Regions from separate parts of the Homo sapiens genome. Here region 2 is linked to region 1. Evidence: read pairs that join two places in POLR2A ChIA-PET (ENCODE). Cell type or tissue: A673. All regions are shown on one strand. Links, peaks and the distances in the headings refer to the core of each region. The heading gives the core; the rest is flanking DNA.

Evidence for each region. ChIA-PET counts read pairs that join two places held together with the same protein. Peaks named below come from ENCODE experiments on the same cell type or tissue, not always from the same donor. Only the 100,000 strongest peaks of a DNase experiment are listed, where the experiment ranks them.
Region 2: POLR2A ChIA-PET joins it to region 1 with 23 read pairs; 2 of 35 experiments call an interaction of 5 or more read pairs at or near these places.

The regions. Positions count from the first base shown.
Region 1 is chr12:93,079,318-93,096,104 of GRCh38, reverse strand. The region is part of intron 3 of LOC643339 (a long non-coding RNA gene); the gene reads left to right. It overlaps LOC105369908 (a long non-coding RNA gene), which reads right to left and starts at 5,625. Exons shown (of 4, transcript NR_188219.1): 1 at 5,477-5,625. It also overlaps the pseudogene RPL41P5. In A673, for the core only: no CTCF peak of the experiment used is centred there; DNase peaks (open chromatin) are centred at 5,754 and 8,074; H3K27ac peaks cover 1,166 bases.
Region 2 is chr12:92,936,692-92,953,478 of GRCh38, reverse strand. It overlaps the pseudogene RNU6-1329P. Among named protein-coding and RNA genes, the nearest start is that of EEA1, 16 kb to the right of the region's middle. RefSeq lists an enhancer at 15,117-15,166. In A673, for the core only: a CTCF peak has its summit at 9,495 (motif pointing right); no DNase peak of the experiment used is centred there.

The DNA.
Region 1 (16,787 bases), core at 4,147-12,146:
AAAAAAAAAAAAGAAGTTAATTACCTATTTGTGTTTAGCAGCATGGTAAATAAAAAGAAGTATTTAAGACAAATAACTTCATAATCTGAAGTATATAATTTAGTTGGGGACATAAAAGATTTAAAATAATAATACAAGATAGCATATACTTTATTACTTTTGTGGGCTGGAGCTGCTCCTACTGGCTTGCAAAAGCCAATTGCTAAGTTTTCCAGTTTTGTGAGCTGGTTATTAAACACAGCCATTATTAGAAATTAAATTATATAAAGTTATAATTAAATAAAGTATACTAATAACAAAGATAATAAATAGTCAAAACTCATTACTAATTGTTTTATTACCTTTCAGTATTATCTCTGATCTTGAAGTTATTTATGTGTATTATATCTGTGTGGTAGAAATACTACATAACAATATGCCACTCTGCGTCTCTTCCTGACTGTGGTCAGTGACATCATACTGGTGGCTTGAAATAGCCATGGTGGGAGTGTTTACACCACAGAAATTGAATCTATAAACCCGCCGAACCCAGACTCCTACCTCTCCACCCCCAGAGCCAGGTGCTAAACATTTACCAGCACGCCATTGCGTATAAATATCAAATAGGAAGTACAGACTCTAAGAACCATCACTGGCCAGAGGACAGTGCGATCACCTGAGGTTTGGGGATCAGAGAGGTAGGCTTTGAAGCTGGCTCTGAAGCAGACTTGTTTTTATGTGGGTCAGGACCACCCTCAGGGATATTTAGAACCAGGACAAATCACAGAATGCCCACATGTCCCTGGACATTTTTATACAGGTGAAATCAGGTTAGCATGAGCATTAACAGTCTCTTCCAAGGTGAAGCAAAGTAAATAAAAAGGCAACAGTAAGCCTGAAAGGTGTGTGTGTGTTTGTGTGTGTGTGTGTGTTTGTGTGTGTGTGTGCATGTAAAGGATGTGGTGGGGTGATCTCACCCCCTCTGGCCGAGTGGTCATGGGATGATTGGATAACCTTAGTGATATCCACTGGAAAGAGTTAAAGACATTTCTATGCTTCTCTTCCAGCCAGTAGCTAAAGCCCCAGGGACAAGGTGTTCCCTTTGATCTTGCTGTACATCTGTAATAGAATTTTAAAAGATTGGAAAGAAAAAAAAAAGGTAGGCTAATAGAAAAGGTAGGTTTAGAAGGCTTCCTGGAAGCCAAGGAGAGGCAGTCTTTGAACTAGCACATTGGATCACTGTTTTTTCAACCCTAACTCATTGCAGACCTCTGAAAGCCTCTTGGGGAAAAATTATAGCAATGTATCATGGTGTTTATAACATGCACGGAAGTAAAGTATATGACAACAATAGCAGAAAAATTAAAAAATATTTTGTTGTAATAAAAATGATTAAATGGTAAACTTCATGTTATGTACATGGTACTAAAATTATAAAGATATTAAAATGATAACATTTTTTCATTCTCTCCTCCTGGGTGAGAATAAGGGCAGTTACTGTTTTTCAATTGATGATGGAAGATTCTCTTGGTTTTTTTTTTTTTTTTTTTTTTCAGATGGAGTCTCACTTTGTTGCTCAGGCTGGAGTGCAGTGGCGTAATCTCGGCTCACTGCAACTTCCGTCTCCCAGGTTGAAGCAATTCTCCTGTGTCAGCCTCCCAAGTAGCTGGGATTACAGGCATATGCCACCATGCACGGCTGATTTTTGTATTTTTAGTAGAGACGAGGTTTCATCACGTTGGCCAGGCTGGTATTCAACTCCTGACCTCAGATGATCCTGAGTACTGTGACTCCCAAAGTACTGGGATTATAGGCGTGAGCCACCATGCCCAGCCTTGAGATTTTTTTTTTTTTTTTGGACAGGGTCTCGCTCTGTTGCCCAGGCTGGAGTACAGTGGCACGATCTTGGTTCACTGCAACCTCTGCTGCCCAGGTTCAAGCAATTCTCCTGCCTCAGCCATGTGAGTAGCTGGGATTACAGGCGTGTGCCACCACCTCTAGGTAATTTTTGTATTTTTAGTAGAGACAGGGTTTTGCCATGTTGGCCAGGCTGGTCTTGAACTCAGGACCTCCAGTGAGCCACCTGCCTCGGCCTCCCAAATTGCTGGGATTATCTGCACGAGCCACTGTACCCAGCCTTCTTGTTTAAAAACAAAAGAAACTTAAATAAATAAAGAAATAAGTCAAGGGCAATAATAGTAGAAACAAAGTGGCAATTGCAATTGTTGAGGAGTTTTGGAAAAAATAAAAATTAAAATAAAAAAAGGCTTGCGCCTTAACAGCTAACTGGTTACTGAGTAGCCCAGTGAGGGAAGTGGGAAACAAAGGAAGAGAAGACTCCTAGGACAAACAGGATCAGAGTCATTACTGGGGACTAGAGCCAGTGTCAGGTGAGGAGAGGCTGCTGGATCATGAGAAGCTCATGTGACGCAGGCGGGTACCATATTTCATCAGTGCTAAGGTACCCGTTGTGTCACAGTTGAACAACTTGAATCAGGATGCATGTTACACTTGATGATATCAGTCACCATTGTCAGGGTGGCAGTCATTGCTGGGCATGCAGAAACTTGGGCATAGATGTTCATATTGTGGCCCCGTGTTGTTTAAATAAATATGTATTTATGTAAATTTAGCATAACAAAAAAATGAACATTTCTAATCAGGAAGCATGATGTCACCGTTTAATTGAGTTTTTCACTTCTTCATGACAGATTAAATGATGGCATGTCTTATGATTGGTGGCACATTAGTGACATACAGGTTAATTTGCCATATATGATTATAAATTAACTGTTTATAAATCTGTGTCCCATTTACACACCGTTTTGGGTCTTCTCATCTAATAACTTTGTTGAACCAGAAATGTGTGAGTTAGATTGATCAAAATGCTCACTCAGAGGTGGCTATTCTGCGTTCAGAACTGGCCAACCATTTACTAAATTTTGTTGTTAATTTCTAATAATGTATGTCCAAACAGGAACTATTTTGGCTTGGTACTGATGGATACTAAAGTTTGTGATTACATATAGATAAGTGAGGTTCTGTGTTTTTTCCTTAGCATCAAAGAGCTGAGCTGCTTTCTCATCTGTCCTCTTTGCAGTAGTGAACTGTCAATCAGAGCATCAGACCAGTGCCCTCCTATGTGCATGCTTGGGAGAAATCTCCTTCTTTAGATATCCACTCTAAAATGCCTCTGCAAGCAGAGTGAATGCCACGTGTAAAGGAGCAGTGACCAGACAGTGAAGACTGTGTTTGGGAGATTGTGGGTAGATCATTTGCCTGCAGTGGATTGGGTGTGTATGGGAGAGAGCCATAGGTAAGGTGGTACGTTAGACTGGTACTGTGTTCATTTGGGGACAGGTCACAGTCAGTGCATACTGTGCACACTGTGAGTCACATACAAGTCAGTGCATGGCGAATCTTTCGTTAAGTGGGATATGCAGGCTAACGAGGGAACAGGAAGCTGCCAGGCTGCGATACATAATTCTCAGCAAACTTCATGAAGAATGATGGCTTCTATTCCAGGTACATAGTTGTAGAGCATAATCCATTTCACAGCTGGAGGCCTGTTTTATTTTTCAAGTGAAATTGGAGAGAGTGGGGTGGGAAACTTGTCCTCTGATGGCTTAGCGGAGGCAAGGGTGGAAGATGGGGATCCACTTCATTTGTTTTCCTGTCATTAGGCCCCTGAAAAAATATAGACTAAGGATATAATTGCATGGTTTGCTTCTACCTCGGAAAAAGCTGGATTAGTAATTGCATTAACTTGTTACTATGCTTTGCTCTCAGGGATAATATAATTTTAGCTATTGCTTCCTAATTATAGGGTTCTTATTGTTCTAAAAATCCCATTCAGCATGTGTTTCATTTTCACTTTTATGAAGGGCATTGTGAATAAGAGCCCACATCTTGGAAAGAGCTAAGCTGAGCTGAAGCTGTGACTTGCCCAAAGCCATTCCCCACTGTGACAAGCTGGGTGCTACTGTGAATTTTATCCTCCATTGATGAATAATGCTATTGGCAAAGACCATATGCTCTGTTGCTTGCTGGAGTCCAGAGGCACTGCACAACCGAGGGATAATCACATCAAGCTGATGATGGTTTTTATTGGGTGGTAGTAATGGCAGAAGTAATGACAGTCATTAAAATCATGCTTCGAATCGCTTTGGGCCTTCAGAGCACAGCTAACTCAATGTGTCAAGGACGGGTCACTCCCAGAAGCTGTCTGGAAGGATTGCCCAACGACCCTTGTTCTTTGAGAACTGCAGGGCTGGCAGGAGGCAGCAGTGAAGGCCTCAGGTCTTCACCATCTCTTGCATCTACACTGGTGCTTTTGGTGTTTCTACATGATCTTATTTAGGTGAGAATCAAAGTGGACTCATGCAAAACTGAGCTTATTCATAGAAAGGCAATAGAAAAATATCCTTGAGATGTTCCACTCCAATTCAACAAATACAAAATTTGTGATACCTGGGTATGTACTCAGTGCTAAAAGCTCTAAAGGATTTGGAGAATAAGATAGTTACTCTTCTGTGGGACCTACTCTCTGGGAAGGGAGGTATCTATTCACAAGCAACTATAGTGCAAGGCAACATGTGGTATTATATATGTGTTACAGGAGAACCTGATGGGTAAGGGGAGCATAAATTGGTTCAGACGAGGATGATTTGAAAAGATATACCTGGGGTACTACAGGGGAAAAATATACATAAGTTAAACTTCCTGCAAATTCCTCAAAGGTGACCTTGAACAAGTCATTTAATTCTTCCTCTGTCAGATTCACCATCTGCAAAAAAAGGAATATTGGCCTTAAAGATTTTTCACTGGGCAAAGAACCACTCAATCCATCTCACTGAAAGTTTGAGATTATAACAAAACCCTGAATTCTAGGTATAATTGAACAGTTAGAAATCAGAGGAACAGGAATTCCAGGTGGAGGGACCAGCACTAATAGGGGCCTAGTGGCAAGAAGGTGTTTTTCTGGCTGGAGCATAGGGTTTTGTTGATTTTGTGTGTGTGTGTGTGAGTGTGTGTGTGTGTGTGTGTGTACAGGTTATATGCACAGGCTCTTTCTTGATGAAGATAATCTCCCATTACCCTATTCCTCTACAACAGTCTCTTTAAAATATTAAGAAACCCAAGATAGAGGCAAGTTATTTATTGGTTATATCTAGAGATATTTATACAAAGAAAAGAAAGGGGATAAATAGATAATTTCTATATTTCTTAGATTTCTTGACTCATACAGAATCATGACTCAGATAATGACTCAGGGGCAAACTGAACATTTATAGCTGTTACCTTAACTAAGGGAAAACATTCTTCATAGCAGATAGTCTGAGTGACAAAAAAAAAAAAAAACACACAGATTTTTATAGTCTGGTTTCAACCCACAGAATTCTACCTGCAGAAGAACAAATACTTGGAAAAGATTATAGGAAAATAAAAAGATTTAGCAGAAATATTAAACTAAATGAGATTTTATTAATAGTTTTACCTTATATTTATTTAGTGCTTTATAGTTGACTTTTTCATTATTTAATTTTATGCTCACCACATTCCTGGGAGTGAAGCATTTTTGATACTATTCTGCCCCTTCTTCCAGATGTGGAAACTGGGGTTCCAAGAGGTTCTATGACTTGCTGTGAATTTTACACTCAACGAGTTCTAGAATTAGAATTTGAACTTTGAACTCTTGCTGTAAGACTCATTCTAGCACAGTGTGTTGTCTTGAGATCACGCAGGCAGCCTACTCTGCTTATTTTTCTTGAGGAAACAGGTTCAGAGAGGTGAAGTGACTCACCCAAGATCATATAGTTGATGGCTGTTCTAGACCTCAAAGCAAGATGTCCTAACTTCCTGTTCTGTGCTCTTTTCATAATGCAAGGCTATACAGGATATAAATTTGAAATAAAATGTGTTAATCCATTCACTGCTATAAAAAAATACCTAAGACTGGGTAATTTATAAAGAAAAGAGGTTTAATTGGCTCATGGCTCTGCAGGTTGTACATGAAGCATAGCAGCTTTTGCTTCTGGGGAGGCCTCAGGAATCTTCCAATCATGGTGGAAGGCAAAGGGGAAGTGAGGCATTTCACATGGCGGAAGCAGGAGCAGGAGTTGGGGGAGTGCCACACACTTTTAAACAATGAGATCTCACAGGACCTCACTCACTGTGGTGAGGACAGTACCAAGGGGGAAAGACTCCCCATGATCCAATCACCTCCCACGAGGCCCCACCTTCAACACTGGAGATTACATTTCCACATGAGATTTGGAGGAGGACAGCATCCAAACTATATCAAAAACCACGGTAGAATCCTCCCACGTAGTATTATTCCCATAGAGCAATGCCACTGTAAATTGTAAGTGGTAAAATTCCTACAGTTAACTTCAAGAAAAATAAACAAGAACTAACATACTATGCATTTGGTTCTTTAATCACTTTATAAGAACTAACACATTCAATCCTCCTAACTACCCTATGAGGTGACCATGATTATTATTTTTATTTTATCATTGAGGAAACTAAGTTACAGAGAGGTGAAGTAATCTAAGAAAACATAGCCAGAAAATGGTAGGCCTGTATACAAACCCAAGTAGCAAGGCCCTGAAACCTCTTAGTCACTCAGTTATCAAGCCAGAATATAAAAAATATTTGGGATTCAAAATAGGTACTGAAATAAAGCCACATTTTCTTAGGAAACTCTTTTAACAAATTGAACAAATTAATAACGCCAATAAGAGTGTAGGGTAAATGTTCAGATTAATTAAGCATATAAGTAACTAATGTCTGTTATACATCATCATTTTATCTAGTCACTAGCCAAGTTTTATACTGCTTAGTTCCCAAGACTATAGCAGGTCCGGAAATTATATACTGTTGCATTTTTAAAAACACAATCTATGCATTGTATAGACATTCAGATCAGCATTTTTCTTATTAGTTTGACCTACTACAGTTTCTTTTACTTCATACGCTTGCCTTTATTATCACATAGTAATGATATCTTGGGATTATGAAGAATTGGCTACACAATACTAGACACCCTTTAAAAAGAAAGAAATTCTGTCATTTGCAACATCATAGATAAGCCTGGAGGACATTATGTTTAGTGAAATAAACCAAGCACAGAAAGACAAATACTCCATGATTTCACTTACCTGTGGAATCTAAAAAAGTGGAACTTACAGAAGTAGAGAATAGAATGATGATTACTCAAGGATGGGGGTACGGGGTGGGACAGGGAAAGAGGAGATGTTGGTCAAAGGGTACAAAGTTTGAGTTAGACAGGAGGAATAAATGTTAGTGCGCAGCATGGTGACCATAGTTAATAATAACTTACTACATATTTCAAAATTGCTAAGAGTAGATTTTAAATATTCTCACTAGGAAAAAAAAGGTAAGTAGGTGAGGTGCTGGATATGTTAATTAGCTTGATTTAATCATCCCTTGGTGTATCAAAATGTTACATTGTACCCCATAAATATGTATAATTATTATTTGTCAGTAAAACAATTTTCTTCTACATCGTTTGGATTATTTTATTTGTTTTAATGACGCATCAAAACATTAAGAGTGCTGCACTTTTTGTCTCTCTTTTAGAGATGGGAAAGTTGAGTGAAGCAGGTTCAGACTCCCTGGAGTGAAGGGGGCAAAACCAGGGCAGTCCCTCCTGCAGTCTTTAGAATGCTGCTGCGAGGTTCAGTGGAGAAAGCTGGGGTGGGGGCATTGAATGAGCACTGCCCTTGGAGTCAAACAGGCATCTGACCATGTTGCTTTCTGTTCCTGAGGATAAGACTCAACCACCGTCTAGAGATTCTGAAGTCAAACACTCAAATATACAAACACTCAAGAAGTTCCTCTGGGCTTTGTATGTTCAGAGACTGAAGAGATGTAGCATTCTCTTATAAGAAAATTTTACTAATTCAATTGAGAATATGCAGAGGGAATGAATAAAGACTCCTAGTCTCCAGAAATTATTGCATTTCCATATGACACACCATTTCATGAAACCTCTCTGCATTTATAAAAGTTGTTTTCTTCCTGAAGATGTGCAGCTTATGCAGAGCTAATTACTCCCAAGTCCTTGGGGAATGCAAATATGCCGACAACTAGCATCATGGCAAAGAAAAAGAGCTCTCAATGTTTTTTTTCCTTTTGTCCCCTTTTTTTTTCTTTCAGTAAGTGCAAATTCTACTATAACCTTAGTAACTTAGTAGTTCCTAAACTCCAGGAAAGCCGCAAGCCATTTACTTTGCTTATTATTTATGAAAAGCAATAAAAATTTGAGAGATATAAAAATTTCCTATTACATCTGTTTGGTCTTTCAAAATAAATTAAAATGGATAATAATAATATCTTATTTAGTCCCTGCTGTGTGGCAGATACTATAGAACCATGATGTCATTTACTCCTGACAACAGCCACAGAAAGTAGATATCATTCTCTTGAGAACTGTGACAACTGCCATCAACATGACATTGCTATTTGGACTTAGAACTCAGACCACCTGTGTCAATATAACTTAAGTTACTTGTTCTGAAAACTTTTCATAGAATAGATAAGACTGTAAGCCAACAAATAACTTCTCTGTTTGCATTAGGAAATTCCTGCTGATCAGCTTATCTGAGATAACAATCTGCTCCCTTGGGCAAATTGCTCACTCTCATCAAGCCATAGTTTACTCATCAACACTTGCTTTAAGATCCTCCCTTCGTCCACCTTGGGCTAAGGTTACATCATGATCTTAGCCCAATTCCAGTCAGTTCCCTTTTATTTATTTATTTTTTTTGAGATAGAATTTCGCTCTTGTTGCCCAGGCTGGAGTACAACGGCGCGATCTCGGCTCACTGCAACCTCTGCCTCCCAGGTTCAAGCAATTCTCCTGCCTCAGCCTCCCGAGTAGCTGGGATTACAGGCATGCACCACCACACCGGGCTAATTTTGTATTTTTAGTAGTGATGGGGTTTCTCTATGTTGGTCAGGTTGGTCTCGAACTTCCGACCTCAGTTGATTTGCCTGCCTTGGCCTCCCAAAGTGCTGGGATTACAGGCATGCACCATCACGCCCAGCTAACTTTGTATTTTTAGTAGTGATGGGGTTTCTCTATGTTGGTTAGGCTGGTCTTGAACTTCCGACCTCAGTTGATCTGCCTGCCTTGGCCTCCCAAAGTGCTGGGATTACAGGCATGAACCACCACGCCTGACCTTCAGTTCCCTTCTTTAAAGACTCTTGAGGTTACTTGAACCAAGATCTCAAAACTGTATAAATATCCATCCCTGACTTCTTTTTTCTGAGGTACCACTAAGACTTTGTCAAGATGGTGTTTTCCTTATTAAATTGTCTGACAGCATTTGAGGGAGTTTAACAATTCTTGTTTTACAAATGAGCAAAGAGAGGCCCAGAGTTTCAGGTATTTGTCCAAGTTCACTCCCTCAGTTAAGGGTTGGAGCCGGGATTCCAATCCAGAACTACCTGACCCCATCCCATGTTCCTGATCGCTCTGCTACTGTGGTCGTTCAGTTGGAATGAAAATCCAGTTTCTTTGGTTTCAACCATGGACATATTTGGCTTTTGAGGAGTAAAAGAAAATCCAAGCAATAGTTGTCTTAGTCTGTTCTTGCTGCTATAACAAAACATCTTAGATTGAATAATATATTAAGAACAGACTTTCTTTCTTACTGTTCTAGAGGCTGGGAAGTCCAAGAGCAATAAACCAGCAGCTGAGTCTGGTGAAGGCCTATTCCTCATGGGGGGTTTCTTGTGGTGTCCTCACATGGTGGAAGGGCAAAAAGGGCCAAATGAACTCTGTTAAGCCCTTTTATTTATTTTATTTCGTTTTCAAACAGGGTATTACTTTGTCACTCAGGCTGCAGTGCAGTGGCATGATCACATTTCACTGCAGCCTCAACCTCCCAGGCACAAGTGATCCTCCTAATTCAGCCTCCAGAGTAGCTGGGACTATAGGTGTGCACCACCATGCCTGGCTAATTTTTAAATATTTTGTAGAGATGGGGTCCCCCTATATTGCACAGGCTCTCAAGCCCTTGTATAAGAGCATTAATTCCATTCATGAGGGCAGAGCCTTCATAACCTAATTACCTCCTAAAAGTCCTGCCTCTTAATAAACCTGCACTGGGGATTGAATCCCAATGTGAACTTTGTAGGGAACACAAACATTCTAACCATAGCAATGGCCCAGTTGACAGTCCTGTGTAAAGCAGCTGCCATGTGACCTCGTATGTTTGTCTGTGGGAATCCAATACTACTGCTTCAGAATAAACTCTTACCAACATTCTCTAAGTGAAAGACATAGGTCAGGCAAGGGCCAGGAAAACCAAATCTATAATTGGTGTGACCTTTAAACTATCAGTATATTATTCAGCTGGTATATTAGTTTCCTAGAGCTGCTGTTAACAAATTACCTCAAAGTTGGTGGCTTAACACAACAGAAATTTATTCTCTCTAAGTTCTGAAGGCCACAAATTCAAAATCAAGGTCTTGCCAGGGCCACGTTCCCGCTGAAGGTTCTGAGGGAGAATCCATCCCATGCCTCTCTCCTGGATTCTGGTGGCTCCCAGCAATCCTTGGCATTCTGTGGTTTGGGACTTTATAACTCCAGCCTCTGCCCTGGTCTTCACATGGCTTTCTCTTTTTGTCTCTGTGTCTTCTTTTCTCTTTCTTGGAAGGACATTTCTCACTGGATTAAAGTCCCAGCTCAATCCAGGATGATCTCATCTTGAGACCCTTATCTTAATTACATCTACAAAGACTTGTATTCAAATAAGATCACATTCTGAGGTTTCAGGTGGACATAACTTTTGGGAGCCACAGTTCAACTCACTACAGCTAGTAAAGTTTGTTACTGACGCGGTATTAGCATCAACATTATTACATCTAAATAAAAATGCCAATGAAAAATAATATAAAGAATAACAATAATAGCTCATTTTTTTAAAATGTAGTCTTTCAAAATTTTTTTCTTTTTTTTTTTTGAGACGGAGTCTCACTCTGTTGCCCAGGCTGGAGTGCAGTGGTGCAATCTCCACTCACTGCAAGCTCTGCCTCCCGGGTTCCTGCTATTCTCCTGCCTCAGCCTCCCGAGTAGCTGGGACCACAGGCACCTGCCACCATGCCCGGCTAATTTTTCTTTTGTTGTCATATTTTTAGTAGAGATGGGGTTTCACTAGGTTAGCCAGGATGGTCTCGATCTCCTGACCTCGTGATCCACACACCTCGGCCTCCCAAAGTGCTGGGATTACAGGCGTGAGCCACTGCACCCGGCCTCAAAATTTTTTTATATAAAACCACTGCTTATGGGATATTACAGTGATCATATGATGTTTGATTACAGCAGTGCATATATGGAAATTTTAAATATCTTATTCATATCATTGATTCTATGTAAACACAATGGCTTTGTGAAAAGACCATTTTCTAGAGATGTATCAAACATTTATCTAGTGCATATGGTGTTCCAAGCACTGGGGGGATACCTAAATGATGACAGTACCGTTCTCCAGTTTGTAAAAAGAGAAAAGTGAGAAGGATGATGATGAAATGGTAGCTCGATGACCACCTCCAACTTAAAACCATCTATGAAAGAACATATTAAGGCTCAGAATATATGATTCCCATAGATGTTAGCAAGATTTTATTTATAATAACTCTACTGTGTTTTCTTCCTGTGTTACTCCCACACTGTAGTACATCACAGTAATTTCTGAACTGCATATTTTAACCACAGTTAACTAGAATTTTAAAAACTTTTTTGACCCAGTGGAAATACATTTTACACTTGACCCAGTATATGTATCACTGAAATAAGTTTCACAAATCAGTATTTGCTCTTAGAAGCATGATGAAGGCTGATATTTTCTACTTTGTTGTATTTCATTAGTAATTTAATTTAAAAATGTACTAATGGATAACCACAATTTATTAAGTAGCGTCAATCATTCTTTACCTTATCCACCCCAACACACATATATTAACAGGATTTCATAATGAGTAGCTTTCTTGCATTTCATACAGTTCATTTTAGGACATAATCTCATTTATATTACTTTGGTAGGAACAATATTTCAGGGGCTTTAAAGATACAGTTCAAGGCCAGGCATGGTGGTTCACGCCTGTAATCCTAGTAATTTGTGGATGCCAAGGGAGGAGAATCACTTGAGGCCAGGAGTTCTAGACCAGCCTGGGCAACATAGTGAGATTCCCATCTCTAAGAAAAATTAAAAAATTAGCCGGACATGGTGATGTGCACCTGTAGTCCTAACAACTGGGAAGGCTATGGCAGGAGGATGGCTTGAGCCCAGGAGTTCGAGGCTGCAGTGAGCTATGATGGCACCCCAGCCTGGGCAACAAAGTGAGATCTTGTCTCTTAAAAAAAGATAGAGTGTGGCTCTCGGCCTTAGCGCCATTTTTTTTGGAAACCTCTGTGCCATGAGAGCCAAGTGGAGGAAGAAGCGAATGCGCAGGCTGAAGCGCAAAAGAAGAAAGATGAGGCAGAGGTCCAAGTAAACCGCTAGCTTGTTGCACCGTGGAGGCCACAGGAGCAGAAACATGGAATGCCAGACGCTGGGGATGCTGGTACAAGTTGTGGGACTGCATGCTACTGTCTAGAGCTTGTGTCAATGGATCTAGAACTTCATCGCCCTCTGATCGCCGATCACCTCTGAGACCCACCTTGCTCATAAACAAAATGCCCATGTTGGTCCTCTGCCCTGGACCTGTGACATTCTGGACTATTTCTGTGTTTATTTGTGGCCGAGTGTAACAACCATATAATAAATCACCTTTTCCACTGTTTTAGCTGAAGAATTAAAAAAAAAAAAAAAAAAAAAGATAGAGTGTGGCTCACGCCTGTAATCCCAGCACTTTGGAAGGTGTAGGTGGGTGGATCACCTGAGGTCAGGAGTTCGAGACCAGCCTGGCCAAGATGATGAAACCCCATTTCTACTAAAAATACAAAAATTAGCCAGGTGTGGTTGTGTGCACCTGTAATCCCAGCTACTCTGGAGGTTGAGGCAGGAGAATCGCTTGAACCTGGGAGGCAGAGGTTGCAGTGAGCCAAGATCGCACCACTGCACTCCAGCCTGGGTGACAAGAGTGAAACTCCATCCCCTCCATGCCCACATTAAAAAAAAAAAATGGAGTTTAATAACTGGGAAGACCACATTAGATGATTTTACATTTGATTGCATATTGTTAGAACACATTTTTGAATATATTAATGCATTTAAAACATGAATAAATGATACTTTGCATGTGTTCCTTTTTCCCCACAGACCAATTTTTTTCAACTGCCCTACAGTAGCTTCCGCTTGCTGGTGCCTTTGGGCTGCCATGGCCCCAACCCTGGCTCTACCTGTGCATGATCTTATAGTTCTGTGGTTCTCCACTGGTTCAATCCCTCTGTTTCTATGATTCTGATTGGTTCAGCGTGGTCAGCTGCTTGTGTCCGCCCTAGTCAGCAGTTATCTGACTGATTGAGGTCCCGTAGCCTACATGGCTGCTTTCCATAGCTTTTCTTTTTTTTGTTTGTTTGTTTTTGAGACTGAGTCTCGCTCTGTCGCCCAGGCTGGAGTGCAGTGGCGCGATCTCGGCTCACTGCAAGCTCCGCCTCCCGGGTTCACGCCATTCTCCTGCCTCAGCCTCCCCAGATGCTGGGACTATAGGCGCCCGCCACTACGTCCAGCTAATTTTTTTTATATTTTTAGTAGAGACGGGGTTTCACCGTGTTAGCCAGGATGGTCTCGATCTCCTGACCTCGTGATGCGCCCGCCTCGGCCTCCCAAAGTGCTGGGATTACAGGCGTGAGCCACCGCGCCCGGCCTGCTTTCCATAGCTTTTCTAAGCGGGTAGATATCAGTCAGGTCCCAGAAGTTAATAATACACTGCAATTGGGAAAACTGGAGAAGATTTTAATAAGAAGTGATTTATAAAGATCTGGGCATAAGAAAACCACAAGAAACCACAAGGGATAGTAGTACAGTATCCTTGGGGATTAACTGCAGGGGACCATTATTACCCCTGGGCCAAAAGAGGCAGTTACCAGAACCTGGGGAGAGAGCCAAGTGGAGGGGCCTGCTGGACAGGACCTGCAACCTTTAATAAAGGTGTTACCAGCAGTGAATCCGACAGGCCTGCAGTAAACTTGATCCTTCCCTCCTCGAAGGAAAGAATTCACCCAAAGGGCATAAGGCAGTGAGAAACAAGTTTTAGAGCAGAATTAAAAGTTTATTAAAAAGTTTTAGAGCAGGAAGGAAAGAAAGGAAGCAAAGTACACTTGGAAGAGGGCCGAGCGGGCAACTTGAGAGATCCAAGTGCCCTATTTGATCCTTGACTTGGGGTTTTCTCCATTGGCGTGGTTCCTGGGTTTCTGTTTCTCCTCCCTTGATTCTTCCCTTGGGGTGGGCTATCCTCACGCACAGTGGCCTGCCAGCGCTTGGGAAGGATCACTGCACAGTGTGTTTACGGAAGTTGTGCGCATGTTCACTTGAGGCATTTTTCCCTTACAAGTTGAGCGTTCCTGGAGGAAGGTCATATACCAGTTAAACTCCACCATTTTGCATCTTAATTAATGCACATGCTTGAGCCTGCTCATCCAGCTCCTGAGATCTTATCTGGAAGTTGCTAATCACCAGCTTCAGGTGTTTTCTGTCTATTGTTAGAGTAGCTTTCCCTGGTGCCAGCTGACCCCAATTATTATTTTAGAGAGACAGTTTAACAACAGCCCTACCATCACCTGATGGTTGCCTGACATTTCTGGGCTAAGAGGCCCCTCTCCTTCGCTGCTTATGTCTGCCTAACTACCTACTCTAACAAAGGGACACAGCCAAGCCGGGGCTGGGGTCTGGGGTGGTGGTGGCAGGGAGGAGAATTTGGAGGAGCAAATACAAAGTATCTCAAAGCACAGGAAGTGTGGATAAGAAGGGAATGATTGGCATCTCAACCGCAGGGGTGAGTCCACAAAGCTTTCTGGAGGAAAGCTTTTCTTTTGTTTTTTTAACACTGCTGGAAATGACTTAGGAGGCCCTTATATGCCGGATACTGTTCTAAGTTTGTTATCTGCACTAATTCACTGAATACTAAAATAGCCCTCTGAGGAGGATAATATTGTCTTTTGTAGAGGTGGGGGGTGCTTTTCATTGAAGTCTAATATACATAAAGTGCACATATAAATGACAGTTCAATAATTTTCACAAAGGCAACACACTCAGGCAATCAGCCTGCAGATCAGGAAAGAAAACATGACCAGCCACCTAAGACTCCCTTTCCAGTCTCCACCACCCTCAGTGGTGTTGATATCCAACACCAACACTGAAACCGCCTTTGCAAAAATTATATCAGTAAGAAAAATTGTAACAGTGAGCTGGGCTACCCTCGCCCCACCCCCATCTTGCCTTTCCCTTAATTATTCCTGGGCTTTGGGGCTGAGCTGAGTTTGAGGGACATTTGGGTAAATTTAAATGATAATAGGCCTTCCCTCAAACTCAATTGCTTTTCTAAAGCTAAGGGGAGGCCTCCAGGCTAGGGGAAGGAGAAGAGCCTGAGTCTCTTGCTAAGGTATAGACATGAAGGATTGTTTAGTCATTATTCCAGAGGTTATAGGAGATGCAGCTTCCCCAGTGATTCCTGCAGATAACATCTCTGTTGTAGGTTGGCTTTTTGAGATATCTTTTCAGGTTTTTTTGCATGTCTGACACCCATGGCTTCACCTTGACCTGATGGCTCCACTTGGACCCTCAACCCCACTCCTGTGGCCCCACCCAGAAACAATTCAGTGCACAGGAGGACAGCGTTGACCCCCTATGATTTCATCTCTGCCCCAACCAATCAGCAGCAGGCCTAATCACCCCCATCACTTCCCCCGAACTGCCTTTGAAAAACTCTTAACCTAGGAGCTTTGGAAGAGAATTATTTCAGTACTAAATTGGTCCCCACGTGGCATGGCCGGCCTTGTGTCTATAAAACTCTTTCTTTAATATAATGCCATGGTTTTTCTTTGTGCGGTCACAGGAAGAACCCCTCAGGCAGTTACAACACTATCCTAAAATCCAACACCAATGAGGATTTTTGCCATTTTTTTGTACTTTATGTACTGAAGTCGCACAGCACTAATTCTTTTGTCTATGACTTCTTAGGTCAATTTTTTGTTTGTAGCAACAAACTTAATTTGAAAATTGTAAAATATATACAACACAAAATTTACCATTTTATCCATTTTGAAGTCTACAGTTCAGTGCCATTAAATGCATTCACAATGTCGTGTAGCCGTCACCAGTATCCACTGCCAGAACTTTCTCCACATCCCAAACAGAAACTCTATACTCATTAAACAATAACTCCATTCTCCCCCTCTTCCCCCCAGCCCCTGGTAACCACTATTCCGCTTTCTGTCTGTGGGAATTTGCCTATTCTAGGCACCTCATATAAGTGGAATCGTGCGGTATTGGCCCTTTTGTGTTTGGCTTATTTCATTAACATAATGCTTCCCACGTTCATGGTCATCCTCATTTCATAGGTGAGGAAACTGAGGCGCAGGAACATTAAGGAAGGAAGTGGTGAGCCAGGCAGTCTGGCTCCAGTGCCTGAGTACTTAAGAGCATCATTGTGCTGTTTATCAATGAGCCTTGTGTTCACAGAGTCAATGATGATAGTTTTTCAAAGCATGGGCTGGCTGGATGGCTCTAAGTGCTTCTCAGAGCCTACTAACCCAGAATAAAACAACTTGAAATCCACATTTTCTTTCCTGTGTGGCAAAAGGAAGAGTTTCCCTTTGTCTTCTTGTGTCTGGC
Region 2 (16,787 bases), core at 4,426-12,425, 140 kb after region 1:
CAGCACATTCAATAAATTAGTTACACAGTTTATTTTAAAAGTAAGCTACTGTACCACCTATGGTCTAACCTTGCATATATATATAAAACCCACAAAGAAAAAATAAAAACAAATTAAAAAAAAAACTTGAACCTGAATTTAGACTAGCCTCTTCAACAAACTACCAGCTTACTGGAAGTATAGGTGATGGAAAAACCCATTAATGACACCAGGAGAAAACTGTCAGCCCAATTCTGAATGTAAGAAATTCAACAGGACAAACAGCCTTACTTCTTCAATGAACACATAGCAGGTTACAAAGTTAATTCATGATCCCAGAGTTAAAAGCATTAGAAAAGCGAGGAAACACAAGGGAAGGGGAACTGTCATACATTAAAAGAGACTTTAAAAAAAGTTTGTTTTTTTTTTGAGACAGAGTCTCGCTCTGTCGCCCAGTCTGGAGTGCAGTGGTGCGATCTCAGCTAACTACAAGCTCCGCCTCCCGGGTTCACGCTATTCTCCTGCCTCAGCCTCCCGAGTAGCTGGAACTTCAAGCACACGCCGCCACACCCGGCTAATTTTTTGTACTTTTTTTTTTTAGTAGAGATGGGGTTTCACCGTGTGAACCAGGCTGGTCTCAATCTCCTGACCTTGTGATCTGCCCACCTCGGCCTCCCAAAGTGCTGGGATTACTGGCGTGAGCCACCAAGCGTAGACTAAAAAAAATTTTTTTTAATTTTAATTAATGAATTTATTTATTTTGGAACGCTTCACGAATTTGCATGTCATCCTTGAGCAGGGGCCATGCTAATCTTCTCTGTATCGTTCCAATTTTGGTATATGTGCTGCTGACGCAAGCAAAAAACGGACTTAAGAGAATATGTAAAATATGTAATGTCTGCACTGTGTTTGAATTTTTATTTGAACAGCCATAAAAATACTCTTGAGACAATCAAGAAAAGTTAAACTTGGACTGGATGTTAAATATGATTCTTTGGAGGCATGACAATGTTATTGTTATGTTTCTTTTTTCAAGTTCTTAGGCATTAGGGAAGCATACTGAAATATTTACACGTAGAGAAATTTGATGACTGGGATTTGTTTTAAAATACTCCATGATAAAAGAAAAAATTGTGAGAATTTAGGGGGTAAGGGAAGATTCATAAAAAAAGAATGGCAGGGTGTAAATAATTATTGAAGCTGGGCAATAGGTACATATGGCTTTGTTACATTTTTCTTTCTATTTTCACATGTGAAATTTTCCATAATGAAAGGTTTAAAGGCCAGGAACCATGGCTCATGCCTGTAATCCCAGAAATTTGGGAGGCTGAGGTGGACAGATTGCTGGAACTCAAGAGTTTCAAGACCAGCCCGGGCAACATGGTGAAACCCCATCTCTACAAAAAATACAAAAATTAGACAGGTGTGGTGGCACATGCCTGTAGTCCCAACTACTTGGGAGGTTGAGGTGGCAGGATTTCTTGAGCCCAGGAGGGTGAGGCTGCAGAGAGCCATGATCACAGCACTGTACTCCAGCCTGGGCAAGAGAGTAAGACTCTGTCTAGATATCAGATACCTTGATTTTATTTTTTTAAGGTGTGAATGTAATATGGCATAATGAAGTTAACCTCAGTTTTGAATACTGGCTACATCTTTTATCAGCTATATGACTTAGGAAAGTCACTTAACCCTTACAACCTCCATTTTCCCTATTGCCAAATAAGAATTATGATTCCTCTTGGCCGGGCATGGTCGCTCATGCCTGTAATCCCAGCACTTTGGGAGGCCGAGGTGGGCAGATCGCTTCAGATCAGGAGTTTGAGAGCAGACTGGCCAACATGGTGAAACCCCATTTCTACTAAAAATACAAAATTAGCTGGGCATGGTGGTGCATGCCTGTAATCCCAGCTACCCGGGAGGCTGAAGCAGGAGAATGACTTGAACCCGGGAGCAGAGGTTGCAGTGAGCCAGATGGTGCCACTGCACTCCAGCCTGGGTGACAGAGTAAAACTGTGTCTCAAATAATAATAATAATAATAATTCCTCTTGTTGCAATAAAGATTTAATGAAGCAGGGCATGGTGACTCACATCTGTAATCCCAACACTTTGAGAGGCTGAGGTGGGCAAATCATTTGAGGTCAGGAGTTCAAGATCAGCTTGGCCAACATGGTGAAGCCCCGTCTCTACTAAAAATACAAAACTTAGGCAGTGTGGTGACACATGCCTGTAATCCCAGCTACTTGAGAGGCTGAGGCAGGAGAATCTCTTGAACCTAGCAGGCGGAAATTGCAGCAAGCTGAGATTGCACCACTGCATTCCAGCCTAGGCGACAGAGATTCTGTCTCAAAGAAAAAGATTTAATGAAATAATGTGTGTAAAAGGTTTCGCAAAGCACCTGGCAGAGTAAACCTAAGTATTAGCCTAATCAGATTTAATTTTCATTTCTCACTATGTTCTCATTTAGTTTCTTTGTTTTTTGAGATGGAGTCTTGCTCTATTGCCCAAGTTGGAGTGCATTGGCATGATCTCGGCTCACTGTAAACTTCCCCTCCTGGGTTCAAGTTATTCTGCTGCCTCAGCCTCCCGAGTAGCTGGGATTACAGGTACCAGCCACCATGCCTTGCTAATTTTTATTTTTAATAGAGACAGGGTTTCTCCATGTTGGCCAGGCTGGTCTTGAACTCCTGGCCTCAGGTGATCCTCCTGCCGCAGCTGCCCAAAGTGCTGGGATTCCCTTCCCTTCCGTTCCGTTCCCTTCCTTTCCCTTCCCTTCCCTTCCCTTCCCTCCCCTCCCCTCCCATCCTATTGCTTTCTCCCTCCCTCCCTCCCTTCCTCCCTCTTCTCTCCCTCTCTTCCTCCCTCCCTTCCTTCCTTCTTCCTTCCTTCCTGGCTCTTGTTGCCCAGACTGGAGTGCAATGATGCAATCTTGGCTCACCACAACCTCCGCCACCTGGGTTCAAGCAATTCTCATGCCTCGGCCTCCCGAGTGGCTGGGATTATAGGTATGGGCCACCACACCTGGCTAATTTTGTGTTTTTAGTAGAGACGGGGTTTCTCTATGTTGGTCAGGCTGGTCTTGAATGCCTGACCTCAGGTGATTCCCCCTGCCTTGGCCTCCCAAAGTGCTGGGATTATAGGCGTGAGCCGACGCACCTGGCCAAGATTATTGTCAATGTGGGACTACTAGTTGTTTTCCCGTACCCATTCTTCTTTTCTTTCTTGGCAATAGGGTTTTAGTTGGCTACATGCCTGCCTAGCTAAAGACTACATTTCCCAGCTTCCTTAGAAGCTAAATGTGGAAATGTTTTGACCCATGGTATATGCACAGAAGTAATATGTGACATGTCCAGGTTTTGCCCTAAAGAGAACTGGACTTGTGCTCCTCAAGCCTACTTAAGCTCTTCCCATGGCTGAGTGGAGGCTAGAACTGGAACAGCCACCTTGTGTTGGACCAATGGTAGAAGTAGGGCTGCCAGATTTAGCAACTAAAAATACAGAACACCCAGTTACATTTGAATTTCATATAAACAAAGAATACTTTAAGAAAAAAAAATGTATGTCCCATGTCATATTTGAACATAGTGAGGTCCAATATATTGTTAAGTGAGAATAGAACAAGGAGCAGAATTATGTGTATAAACTGGTTAATGATTTATAGGCTAGGTTATGTTTAGGAAAAGAAATCTAGTTTATGTTTAAATATGACCATTCTGGCTGTGATATAAACAATGACTTTTTTATTTTTATTTTTGAGCCAGGGTCTTGCTTTGTTGCCCAGGCTGGAGTGCAATGGTGTGATCATGGCTCACTGCAGCCTTGACCTCCTGGGAGTGATCCTCCTACTTCTTCAGCCAGCGTCTACCACCACACCTGGCTAATCCCTTCCCTTCCCTTCTCTTCCCTTCCCTGCCCTGCCCTTCCCTTCCCTCCCCTGCCCTCCCCTCCCCTGCCCTCCTATTGCTTTCTCTCTCCCTCCCTCTCTTCCTCCCTCCCTCTCTTCCTTCCTCCTCCCTTCCTTCCTCCCTCTCTCCCTCTTTCCTTCCTTCCTTTCTTCCTTCCTTTTTCTCTTTCTTTCTTTTTCTCTTCTCTTCTCTTTCCTTTTCTTTTCTTTTCTTTTCTTTCTTACAGTGTCTCACTTTGTTGCCAGGCTGGTTTTGAACTCCTGGGCTCAAATAATCCTCCCTCCTTGGCCTCCCAAAGTGCTTGGATTACAGGCATGAGCCAGTGCACCCAGCCAAACAATCATTTAGAGAGGAAGATTCTATAGTCATCTAGGCAAAAGATAATGGTCAAGTCGGCCAGAATGGGAAACTAAAAATGAAGAATAGGCCAGAAAAATGAAGAATGGCTCATGTCTGTAATCTGAGCATTTTGGGAGGCTAAGGCAGGAGGATTGCTTGAGCCCAGGAGTTAGAGACCAGCTTGGGCAACATGGCAAAACTCTGTCTCTACAAAAAATACAGTAATTAGCTGGGTTTGGTGATACCTGCCTGTAGTCCCAGCTACTCAGGAGGCTGAGATGGGAGGATCACCTGAGATGGGAAGATGGAGGCTGTGGTGAGCTGTGATCTTGCCACTGCACTCCAGCCTGGGTGACCAGAGTGAGACTCTGTCTCAAATAATAAAAAATAAGAGTTGGGCGTGGTAGCTCATGCCTGTAATCACAGCACTTTTGGGGCTGAGGTGGGTGGATCACTTGAGGTCAGGAGTTCGAGACCAGCCTGGCCAACATGGTGAAACCCCGTCTCTACTAAAAATACAAAAAATTAGCTGGGCATGGTGGTGAGCACCTGTAATCCCAGCTATGCGGGAGGCAGGAGAATCGCTTGAACCTGGGAGGCAGAGGTTGCAGTGAGCCGAGATCACATCATTGCACTCCAGCCTGGACAACAAGAGTGAAACTCTGACTCAAAAAGAAAATAATAATAATTTTTAAAAGACAGAGGGAAAAGGTCAATAATGATAAACAGAAATTAAAAGAAGAGAATATAATGAATGAATTTAGGAGAAATCACAATTATCATAAAAATTAAATTAGTATTTAAAAATTTTCTCATACATACAAAGAAAACCCACCAGGGCCAGATAATTTTACAGGTAATAATCTACCACCCTAGCTTGCTTGCTTTCTTCCACCGATGTGGACCTTGCCATGTTTCTTGACTTTTTAATAATTGCCATTCTGACTGGTGTGAGGTGGTATCTCATTGTGGTTTTGATTTGCATTTATCTAACCACCAGTGATGTTGAGCTTTTTTTCTGTATGTTTGTTGGCTCCATGAATGTCTTCTTTTGAGAAGTGTCTGTTCATGTCCTTTGCCCACTTTTTAATGGGGTTGTTTTTTTTCTTGTAAATTTGTTTAAGTTCTTTGTAGACTCTGGATATTAGGCCTTTGTCAGATGGATGGAATGCAAAAATTTTCTCCTATTCTGTAGATTGTCAATACCAAAGTGGACCTGCACAAATCAACCTTACTCCATTAGTTTCTCCTCCCATATATTTACCTTCCCACCATTTGCCCTTGGAAACCTAAAACACTTTTCTGTTGCCTTGTTCCATCTCCACAATTTATCATTCTTTGTTTAAAGTGGTACTTAAGCTCTTAGGCCTATCTGCTTTACTGAGTCTTCACTTCATTTTTTAGAAAAGCCCCTGTGGGCTGGGCATGGTGGCTCATGCCTGTCATCCCAGAACTTTGGGAGGCTGAGGTGGGAGGATTGCTTGAGCCCAGGGTTTCAAGACCAGCCTGGGCAACACAGTGAGATCCCATCTCTTCAAAAAACAAAAAGCACCTCTGTTTGCTAAAAATTAACATTAAATAAAATTTGTATGCCTTTTCTTCTGTTAATCTATCTTTTGTCAGGCTAACTTGCAGGGACCCACACAATGAAAAAGAATAGAGGAAAAGAAATTTTTTTTCTCTCCTACATTCTCAAGTTGTATCCTTCCATTTACCTTTAGAATGAGGGGTTAGTAAGGCTGGGCGCGGTGGCTCACGCCTGTAGTCCTAGCACTTTGGGAGGCTGAGGTGGGTGGATCACTTGAGGTCAGGAGATTGAGATCATCCTGGCCAATATGGTGAAATCTCTCTCCTAAAAATACTAAAATTAGCCAGGCACGGAGGCATGAACCTGAAATCCTAGCTACTTGGGAGGCTGAGGCAGGATCGCTTGAACCCGAGAGGCGGAGGTTGCAGTGAGCTGAGATCACGCCACTGCACTCCAGCCTGGCGACAAAGCTAGACTCCATCTTAAAAGAAAAAAAAAAAAGAACGAGGGGTTAGTAGATTTTCTCCAGTTTCTCCATGTTTTATTTCCTCATCACACGTCGTTTCTATTCATCTCTCCACAAATAGGTAGAAACAAGCTTTTCTCTGTTCAATCACCAATATGAGGGCTTGGGTGTCCTTTACACAGCTGATTTAACTTACATTTAAATGTACTTGGGGTTTGTTTACTTTACATTTCCCCCATTTTTCCTTTTAAAATAACTGTGGGGCCAGGTGCAGAGGCTCACACCTATAATCCCAGCACTTTGGGAGGCTGACACAGGTGAATCAGTTGAGCCCAGAACGTCAAGACCAGCCTGGGCAACATGTCAAAACCCTGCCTCTACCAAAAATACAAAAATTAGCAGGGCATGGTGGCATGCACCTGTAGTTCCAGCTACGCAGGGGGCTGAGGCAGGAGGATCGCTTGAGCCCAGGAGGTCAAGGCAGCAGTGAGCCAAGATCATGCCACTGCACTCCAGCCTGGGCAACAGAGTGGGACCCAGTCTCAAAAAAAAAAAGAGAAAAAGGTAAAAAGTTAAAAAAAAAATAGCTTGTGGTTTTAAAGGCAAATTGATCTGCATTTAAAAAATTTTTTTCTTTCTTTCTTTTTTTTTTTTTTTTTTGATGCAGTCTTGCTCTGTCACCCAGGCTGGAGTGCAGTGGCGCGGTCTCAGCTCACTGCAACCTCCACCTCCCGGGTTCACACCATTCTCCTGCCTCAGCCTCCCGAGTAGCTGGGACTACAGGCACCCACCATCATGCCCAGCTAATTTTTTGTATTTTTAATAGAGACGGGATTTCACCGTGTTAGCCAGCATGGAAAAATTTTTTCTTATTTATTTATTCCACACATACTTTTAAGTACATTCTATGTGCTAGGCAGTGTTCTAGGCATTGGGGATATAGCAGTGTACAGAAGTGGGAAAATGTTCTAATGGAGAAGACAGCAAACAAAGTAAATATATAAGATATGCAATATAATAGATAGTGATAATTGGTAAAGATGTAAGAGCAGAAAGTAAATTGTAGAAAACCAGATAGTGATGCAAATAATCATTGTGTAATATAAGTGCAAATAACCTTTGTCCCATAGAGATGCAGATGTTGTGAGGCTGGTAAACAGACTACAACCCAACAGTTAGTTTTATTACCCTATGCGGCACTAACCAGTTTTTATGTAATTTAGTAATCGTAGTCTAGCATTTTTGTTTGTTCTAGTATAGTCTAGCATTTGTTTTTTCTTTCAGTGACTACCTGTCCTATGCCCCTTTGAATTGGCTTTCTCCTGTTGTTGACTCTCTTATCTATGAGCTCTTTGATTTTGTTTTTGGATTTTTTTTTTTTTTGAGACAGGGTCTTGCTCTGTCAGCCAGGCTGCTGGAATGTAGTGGTGCAATCATGGCTCACTGCAACTTTGCCCTCCTGGGCTCAAGCAATCCTTCTGCTTCAGCCTCCTGAGTAGCTGGGACCACAGGCACATGCCACCACAGGTGGCTAAGTTCTTTTTATTTTTAGTAGAGACAAGGTCTCACTATGTTGCCCAGGCTGGTCTCAAACTCCTGGGCTCAAGCAATCCTCCTGTCTCGGCCTCCCAAAGTGTTGGGATTACAGATGTGAGCCAGCATGCTCAGACAACTCTTTATATACGTACTAGATGAGAGCCATGGTTTTAGCTTTTTAAAAATTATACAATGACACATGGAATGCACTTTATATGCTTCTGATTTGTTATACATTTTTTAATGAGCGAACAAAAACCTAAAATATATATACTAAAAATGAAACAATAGAGATAAAAAAACAAACTTCCTTGTGGATTGATTTTCTACATTCTAATGTTGATAGACTGTTAGGCATTAGAAATTAAAATTATGAAGACCATAGAGTTATATGTGATGAAAGCTTATGAGAATGTTTTTTAAAAAATATATAGATAAAAAAGTAAATAAAACATTTAAACTCCTAGAATAATATTGCCTCTTTACTAGTGTAACCAGCATACTAGGTATTTAAGTATTAGAAATCATTGACACTGCAGGCTCTCGAGTCAGGTTGTCTGGTTTTAAATCTTTGCTCAATCACTTCTTAATTTGGGCAAGTTATTTAATCTTTTTAAACCTCATGACTAGCCAGGCACAGTGGCTTAAGCCTGTAATCCCATCACTTTGGGAGGCTGAGGCAGGCAGATCACCTGAGGTCGGGAGTTCGAGACCAGCCTGACCAACATGGAGAAACCCTGTCTCTAATAAAAATACAAAATTAGCCAGGTGTGGTGGCGCATACCTGTAATCCCAGCTACTCAGGAAGCTGAGGCAAGAGAATCGCTTGAACCTGGGAGGCAGAGGTTGTGGTGAGCCAAGATCACGCCATTGCACTCCAGCCTGGGCAACAAGAGCGAAACTCCGTCTCAAACAAACAATCACAACAACAAAACACCTCATTACTTTTTACCTCACAGGATTGTTGTGAGGAATAAATGAAATAAGTAAGAAGCTTAGACGGTGCTACCAAATGCTTAGTTACAAACTTTCTGTTTAGTTATTTTTATCTTTGCAATGAAAAGTTACAATATATAAAGTAATACAGAGCAAGTAAATAACCAATGCAACTTCCTATTATCATAAATTACTTTTAAAATCATATACAATGTTTGCAAAGTTCAACAGAATGTTACTCAGTGTTGAAACATTCTTACCAAAGCTTCTTTAAAGTCAAAACATTGATTTTAAAAAGAAACACAAAGCTTCTTTAAAGTCAAAATATTGATTAATTTTTATCCACCAAAAGAGTCTTGTATTTTATCTTTATTTTATTGAATTACAGAACATTTTACAACCAACCACAGGTAAACTGTGTTGTCCAGTGAAACTCAGGTCAACCACAGGTAAATTGTGTTGTCCAGTGAAACCCAGGTTTCAACACAAACGATACCTCTTTTGCATGGGGAAAAAAAAAAAAAAAAAAAAAAAAAAAAACCTCAACAAAAAACTTCCTAAGTTAACTGTTGCTTAAGTTGCTTGAGTAAGCAAGTTAAAATATAAAGAAAAGCTCTGGCAAGAATTTCTTTAGAGGATTTACACTTAAACCAAATTTTAGTAGTTATTCTTCAAACCACAGAAACAAGACACGAAAATAAAAATTCAACAGAATGAAACAAAACAAGAGTAGATATGGCTCCCTCTACACTGTAGGCATAGTTATTCAAGCCAAGTTCCCACTAGAGGTCAGAAGCTACTATGCAAGCTTGAAAAATGACTTGGTGTTTCCGAATGCCTTCAGCTTTTAAAAATGGCTTGCTCTTTCCAAGTGTTTTCAACTTTTTAACTCAGAGCAAAAGGTACAATAGATCCCTTTAATCTACTCTACCTCACAGTATTTAAAATTTAGCAAGATTGTCAATATGGAGGGACAAATATATATTGTTTTTGTTTCTAGAGACAGAGACTCACTCTGTCGTCCAGGCTGGAATGCAATTGCTCCATCACGGCTCACTGCAACCTCAGCCTCCTGGGCTCAAGCAATCCTCCCACCTCAGCCTTCCGAGTAGCCAGGACTATAGGCATGGGCCAATATGCTGAGCTAATTTTTTTGGCATTTGTTGTACAGGCAGAGTTTCATCATGTTGTCCAGGCTGGACTCGAACTCCTGGACAAATATATTTATTAACCTAATAATACTGTAACTGCCCAGTGGGTTCTCCTTGCCCACTGTCCAAACAGAGATGATTTATTAAGACAGGGGAATTGGAATACAGAAAGAGTTTAATTCACACAGAGCGAGCTGAATGGAAGACTAGAGTTTTATTACTGAAATCAGTCCCCCCCAAAATTTAGAGACTGCATTTTTTTAAGGATAGTTTGGTGGGTAGAGGGCCAGGGAGTGGAGAGTGCTGATTGATCAGGAGGTGCCAGCTGATGCACCATAATGCAGGGTCTAAAAAATATCTTGAGCACCAATCTCAGGTTTTACAATAGTAATATTATCCCTAGGAGCAACTGGGGAGGGTTGAAATCCTGTGGCTTCTGGCTGCATGGCTCCTAAGCCATCATTTCTAATCTTGTGGTTAATATGTTAGTCTTACAAAGGCAGTCTGGTCCCCCTGGCAAGAAGGAGGTTTGTTTCAGGAAACTGCTGTTATCATCTTTGTTTCAAAGTTAGACTATAAATTAAATTCCTCCCAAAGTTAGTTTGGCCTGCACCCAGGAATGAAGAAGGGCAGCTTGGAGAGTGTAAGCAAGCTGGAGTCAGTCAGGTCAGACCTCTTTCATAATTTTCTCAGTGTTTATTTTTGCGAAGGTGGTTTCAATACCCCTAACTTTTCTACTTAAAATTACGATATATGCTATTTCAGACTTTTTCTTCAGTATATGAAAGGGTTTAAAGATTTTTGTCACTTCTCATAAAAAAACTAAATTATTTATTAGTTTTACATTTCTTCCCATCATGTTATGCAGTAACAACATATATAGCGCAGTTTCTTGAGTGAATTGAGGAAAGAAATATAGCTCAGAGCAATCTGAGCTATGTGAGGTCTGCAAGAGGTGCCAGGCCCAGAGAGACATGAGTATGTGACTTTAGTCACATCCTACAACCCCCCACCATCTTGCATCTATGCCCAGGGGTAATTGTTTTTTGTTTGGGTTTTTGTTTTGACACAGGGTCCTGCTCTGTTTCCCAGGCTGGAATACAATGGCATGATCTCAACTCACTGCAGCCTCGACCTCCCTGGCTCAAGTGATTCTCCCCACTCAGCTTCAAGAGTAGCTGGGACTACAGGTGCATGCCACCATGTCTGGCTAATTTTTGTGTGAGTGTGAAGATGTGGTCTCACCATGTTGCCCAGGCTGTGCTCAAGCAATCTTCCTTTCTTGGTCTCCCAAAGTTCTCGCATTATAGGCATGAGCCAACGTGCCCTTTATCAGGTTTTTTGTTTTTTCAGACAGGGTCTCACTCTGTTGCCCAGGCTGAAGTTCAGTGGCATGATCATGGCTTTTGTTGCCCCGGCTGGTCTTTAACTCCTGGGCTCGAGGGATCCTCCTGCCTTGGCCTCCCAAGGTGTTGGGATTACAGGTGTGAGCCACCGTGCCCAGTCAGGGACAATTGTTTAAAGGCATTTTGGCTGGCATGCTGGTTCATCCTGTAATCTCAGCATTTTGGAAAGACAAGAGAATCAGTTGAAGCCAGGAGTTTGAGATCAACCTCGGCAATATAGAGAAACCCTGTCTCTGTTTAAATACACCTATTTTGAAGAAAAAAAAAGCCATTTTGTTTCTGACTAGCTGAACTGCCCATTATCTTCATGTTCCTGAAATTTGTGATACAAAGAACATGGTACAGCCAATCAATAAATTATATTATTTAAATGTAAATTATTGGTACATATATTAGTCCATTATCACACTGCTATAAAGAACTACCTGAGGCAGGGCATGGTGGCTCATGCCTATAATCCCAGCACTTTGGGAGGCCGAGGTGGGCGAATCACTTGAGGTCAGGAGTTTGAGACAAGACTGGCCAACATGGTGAAACCCCGTCTCTACTAAAAATACAAAAATTAGCCCAGGGTGGTGGCAGATGCCTGTAATCCAAGCTGCTGGGGAGGCTGAGGCAGGAGAATCACTCGAACCCTGGAGGTGGAGGTTGCAGTGAGCCGAGATTGTGCCACTGCACTGCAGCCTGGGTGATGAAGCGAGACTCCATCTCAAAAAAAAAAAAAAAAAAAAAAAAAAAACTACCTAAGACTGGGTAATTTATTTTAAAAAGAGGTTAGATTGACTCACAGTTCTGCATGGCTGGGGAGGCCTCAGGAAACTTAGAATCATGGCGGAAGGCAAAGGGAAAGCAAAGCACGTCTTACCGTAGCAGAGCAGGAAGAGAGAGAGAGTGAAAGGGGAAGTGCCACACTTTTAAACCATCAGATCTCGTGAGAACTCACTCACTTTTATGAGAAAAGTAAGGAGGAAATCCGCCCCCCATGATCCAGTCACTCCTGCCAGGCCACTTCTCTGACATGTAGGGATTACAATTCAACATGAGATTTGGGTGGGGACACAGAGACAAACCATATCAGTAAACAGTGTAAGATCACCTCTTCTTGTCCCTTAAAAACCTACTTGTGGCTGGGTGTGGTGGTTTGTGCCTGTAATCCCAGTACTTTGGGAGGCAGAGGCAGGAAGATTGCTTGAGCCCAGGAGTTCAAAACCAGCCTGAGCAACACAGTGAGACCCTCTCTCTACCAAAAAAAAAAAAAAGAAAAAAGTCAAGAGGATCACTCGAGCCCACGAGGCACAGGCTGCAGTGAGCCATGGTTGTGCCACTGCACTCAGCCTGGGTGACAGAGAAAGACCCTTTCTCATAAATAAAATAAAATAAAACAAAACCCCAGCTACTTGTAATTGCTGCTAGTTGGAGTACATATTCAGGGAACTTTGAGTCTATGTTTTAGGTTGCAGTCTTCAAACTTGGCCCAAATAAACTCTCTACTTACATTCCGTTTGCCTCAGTTTTTCCCTTTAGGTCAACAGAACAACATTACAAACTGGATTTTAATTTAATTGAGCAAATTGATATTTTTTCCTGAAGGCCACACAATGCTCTACAACCTGAGGAAAGAGGCATTAGGGAAAAGGAAGAGGAGGAGTACTGTATGTTTCCCAAGTTGTTCTTTAATTTTCTTTTCAGGTTAATTTGTTTGTTGCTTTTTTTCATCATCTAAATGTCTATTTTTTATATTAACCAAAATATGTCAATAGAATATATTTTTGGGTCCCATTTTTAGCCAATTAACTCATAACAAGCATTGTCCTGAAAAAGTTTTAAAAAGGCATATTGGGCCGGGCGCGGTGACTCACACCTGTGATCCTAGCACTTTGGGAAGCCGAGGTGGGCAGATCAGGAGGTCAGGAGTTCGAGACCATCCTGGCCAACATGGTGAAACCCTGTATCTACCAAAAATACGAAGAAATTAGCTGGGCGTGGTGGTGCACGCCTGTAATCCCAGCTACTCGGGAGGCTGAGGCAGGAGAATTGCTTGAACCCAGGAGGAAGACATTGCAGTGAGCCAAGATTGAGCCGTTGCACTCCAGCCTGGGCTACAGGGTGAGACTTCATCTAAAACAAAAAAAAAGTGTATTGTGTTGTTTATGTTATCTTACAAATTTTAATATTAAATTTCATTTGATATCACTTAGAAACAATGATGTAAATGAGAGAGGGAATGTGTGTATGTACCTCTTTCACTAGAATATATATATACATATATATATATATATTTTTTTTTTTTTTTTTTTTTTTTTTGATACAGTGTCTCACTCTGTCGCCCATGCTGGAGTGCAGTGGCGCGATCTTGGCTCACTGCAAGCTCTGCCTCCCGGGTTCACGCCATTCTCCTGCCTCAGCCTCCCGAGTAGCTGGGACTACAGGCGCCTACCACCACGCCTGGCTAATTTTTTGTATTTTTAGTAGAGATGAGGTTTTGCCGTGTTAGCCAGGATGGTCTCGATCTCCTGACCTCGTGATCCACCCGCCTCGGCCTCCCAAAGTGGTGGGATTACAGGCATAAGCCACCGTGCTCGGCCACTAGAATATATTTTTACAAAATAATAATGTCACTAGTAATAATACTTTAGAGTACTTTACCATCTCTATTCTTTACTTATGCTGCCATCTATATGCTAGCAAGACATTTTCAGATTAGTATTTCACAAAAACCATTTATTTGAGTCCTTACTGCATTACTTTAAATGTTCAGACCATTCTAAGTAATCTATGAGTTTAATCAATGGTATTGTTAGAATTAGCCTCTGGAATCATCTATCATTGAGTTTCTATCAAATTCTAAGGGGAGATAGAAGTGCTGTAGGTCTAAATTGTATGCAGCCCATCATCCTAATTATATCATGTAGGGAGGCCAGCTGGCTAGCTGTCAAGAGACCTCAGGATGCTCATTTAAATTGGTAAATTCACTGTGGTCCAGGCTCTGAATCTTTGCTCAGCAGCTTCAAAACTTGAATTTTTGTCAGCATGTTGAAAGTAAATTCTTCTCTTAGCAGACTCATAATATTCAAACGTACAGAGGCTGAAATGGTATTAATTTACAAAGGGCAACAAATTTTTTATGTGAGTTGTGCTGTACCAATGGGACCAGTGCATTTACTCTTTAAAGACAAAACTACATGGGAATCCAATTATAATTGACAGTTTGGGGGTGTGTATTCAGAACAAGAGAAGGTAGTTGGAAGACGTACCTTACATTTTTGTCAAATTTGTCATGTGGCCCGGAGTGTTTTGAGTTTTTGACCCAAGGTCTCTTCTTCCCTGTAGTTACAGGGTTGAGTACAAAAATGTAGGTATACGTAGGCCATGTAGTTTCGTTTGGGAGGCAAGGTGAGACTTGCAGATGAGTAGGAATTAGACAAGTAACAGTAGGATGGGTGTAGGGAACATTCCAGGCATATGAAATAGCATATATAATGGTTCAGAAGTAAGGGAGAGACTATGATGAGCCCAGAAATGTGTAATAGTTCAGCATGCCTGAAGTGTACAGTGTAAAGAAAATAATGTCAGGCTGGGCACAGTGGTTCACATCTGTAATCCCAGCACTGTGGGAGGCCAAGGTGGGAGAATCATTTGAGGCCAAGAGGTTGAGGCTGCAATGAGCTGAGATCGCAGCACTGTACTCCAGCCTGGGCGACAGAGTGAGATCCTATCTACAACCAAAAAAAAAAAAAAAAAAAAAAAAAAAAGAAAAAGAAAAAAGAAAGGAAAACAAAGAAAGAAAGAATTCTTCTTCATCACCCTATTATGTAAAACACATAAAGATAAAAGTAAAGCTATACCAGCTAATGCAAAGGTGAATAGCACAGGGCCTCAATTGCTCGATTTTCTCCATCCACTGAGGTGGCTTCTGAGGACTCTAGGGCTTCAAGGAACACACTTTCAAAAACACTACACTCCACAAATTTAAAGAAATCTAAGCTCTGACTAATGCTGGGATGACATCTCTATACTGCACTCTAAATAACTTCACCTGACCACTGTTCTGTGGTGAGTAGGTCTATGCAAACCTACCCCAACGTCTGAGGAAGCTGAGAGGCTGAAGAAAGAGGCTGATACAACCAATTCTCAGAAAGAAACATTTAACAGGGATTTACAAAAAGAAGGCACAGTCTCAGATGTCCAAAAGGGAGATGGTGGACTCCCGTTCCATTACCCTTCAGACCCAGGGCTTAAATATCACAGGGAAAAAATGTGTAGCACAATTGAAGTTGACTTCCAAGGGGAAGGCAAGAATGCTGTGTGAGTCTGGCTAAGGTAGGATTTATGGTCAAGGTTGTTTTGACCTAAGGGAAGGATTCACTGTAACAATGGAAAAAGTAGAAATCTTAGAGGCCTTCCGGGAACACAGATTAATCAGATGTCAACATGGTGGATTAGCATCTAAGATGGAGTTGCTTTAGCTTCCACAATCCCACAGACATATTTCAGGAAATAGCTTCAGATATTAGTTCTGTTTCTAAAATGTACCCACACCACTTTTGTAATACTTTATATGTTGTATTACATTTTGTTGCTGCTCAGCTTGGGGCCCACAGGCAGGTCTTGCTTAGGAGACACTGGCATTCAAGAGTCACCCTGTTATCATAGATGGGAATTTTTGTTGTGCCACCTTTACATTGTCTATTTTGTACTCTACAAACTTGAAGTTTAAATGTGATAGACTTGGCTATTGCTTTTCATATATTAAAAGCATCATTTTTAAAATATTTATTTTATTTTATTTTTATTTTGAGACACAGTCTCACTCTGTCACCCAGGCTAGAGTACAGTGGTGTGATCTCAGTTCACTGCAACCTCCACCTCCCAGGTTCAAGTGATTCTAGTGCCTCAGTCTCCTGAGTAGCTGGGATTACAAGTGTGCACCACCATGCCCAGCTAACTTTTGAATTTTTAGTAGAGACAGGGTTTCTATGTTGGCCAGGCTGGTCTTGAACTCCTGACCTTAAGTGATCCACCTGCCTCGGTCTCCCAAAGTGTTGGGATTAAGGGCGTGGGCCACCACGCCCAGCCAAGAACATCATTTTTCTTTTCATTTATTTTAAAACATGTATTTATTTATTTAGAGACAATGTCTCACTCTGTCACTCAGGCTACAATGCACTGGTGCTGTCGTAGCTCACTATAGCCTCAAACTCCTGCATGCAAGCAATCCTCCTGCTTCAACTTCCCAAGTAGCTAGGACTACAGGTGTGTGCCACCATGCCTGGCTGATTTTTAAATTTTTATAGAGACAGGGTCTTGCTATGTTGCCTAGGCTGGAAGGGCATTATTTATAATATATCTTAAAATGTAATTATTGTCGACAAAAAGAGTCAAACTGTAAAATATTTTAAGAGATTTATTCTGAGCCAAATATGAGTGACCATGGCCCATGACACAGACCTCAGGAAGTCCTCAGAACATGTGCCCAAGGTGGTTGGGGTACAGCGTGGTTTTATATATTTTAGGAAAGCATGAGACATCAATCATATACATTT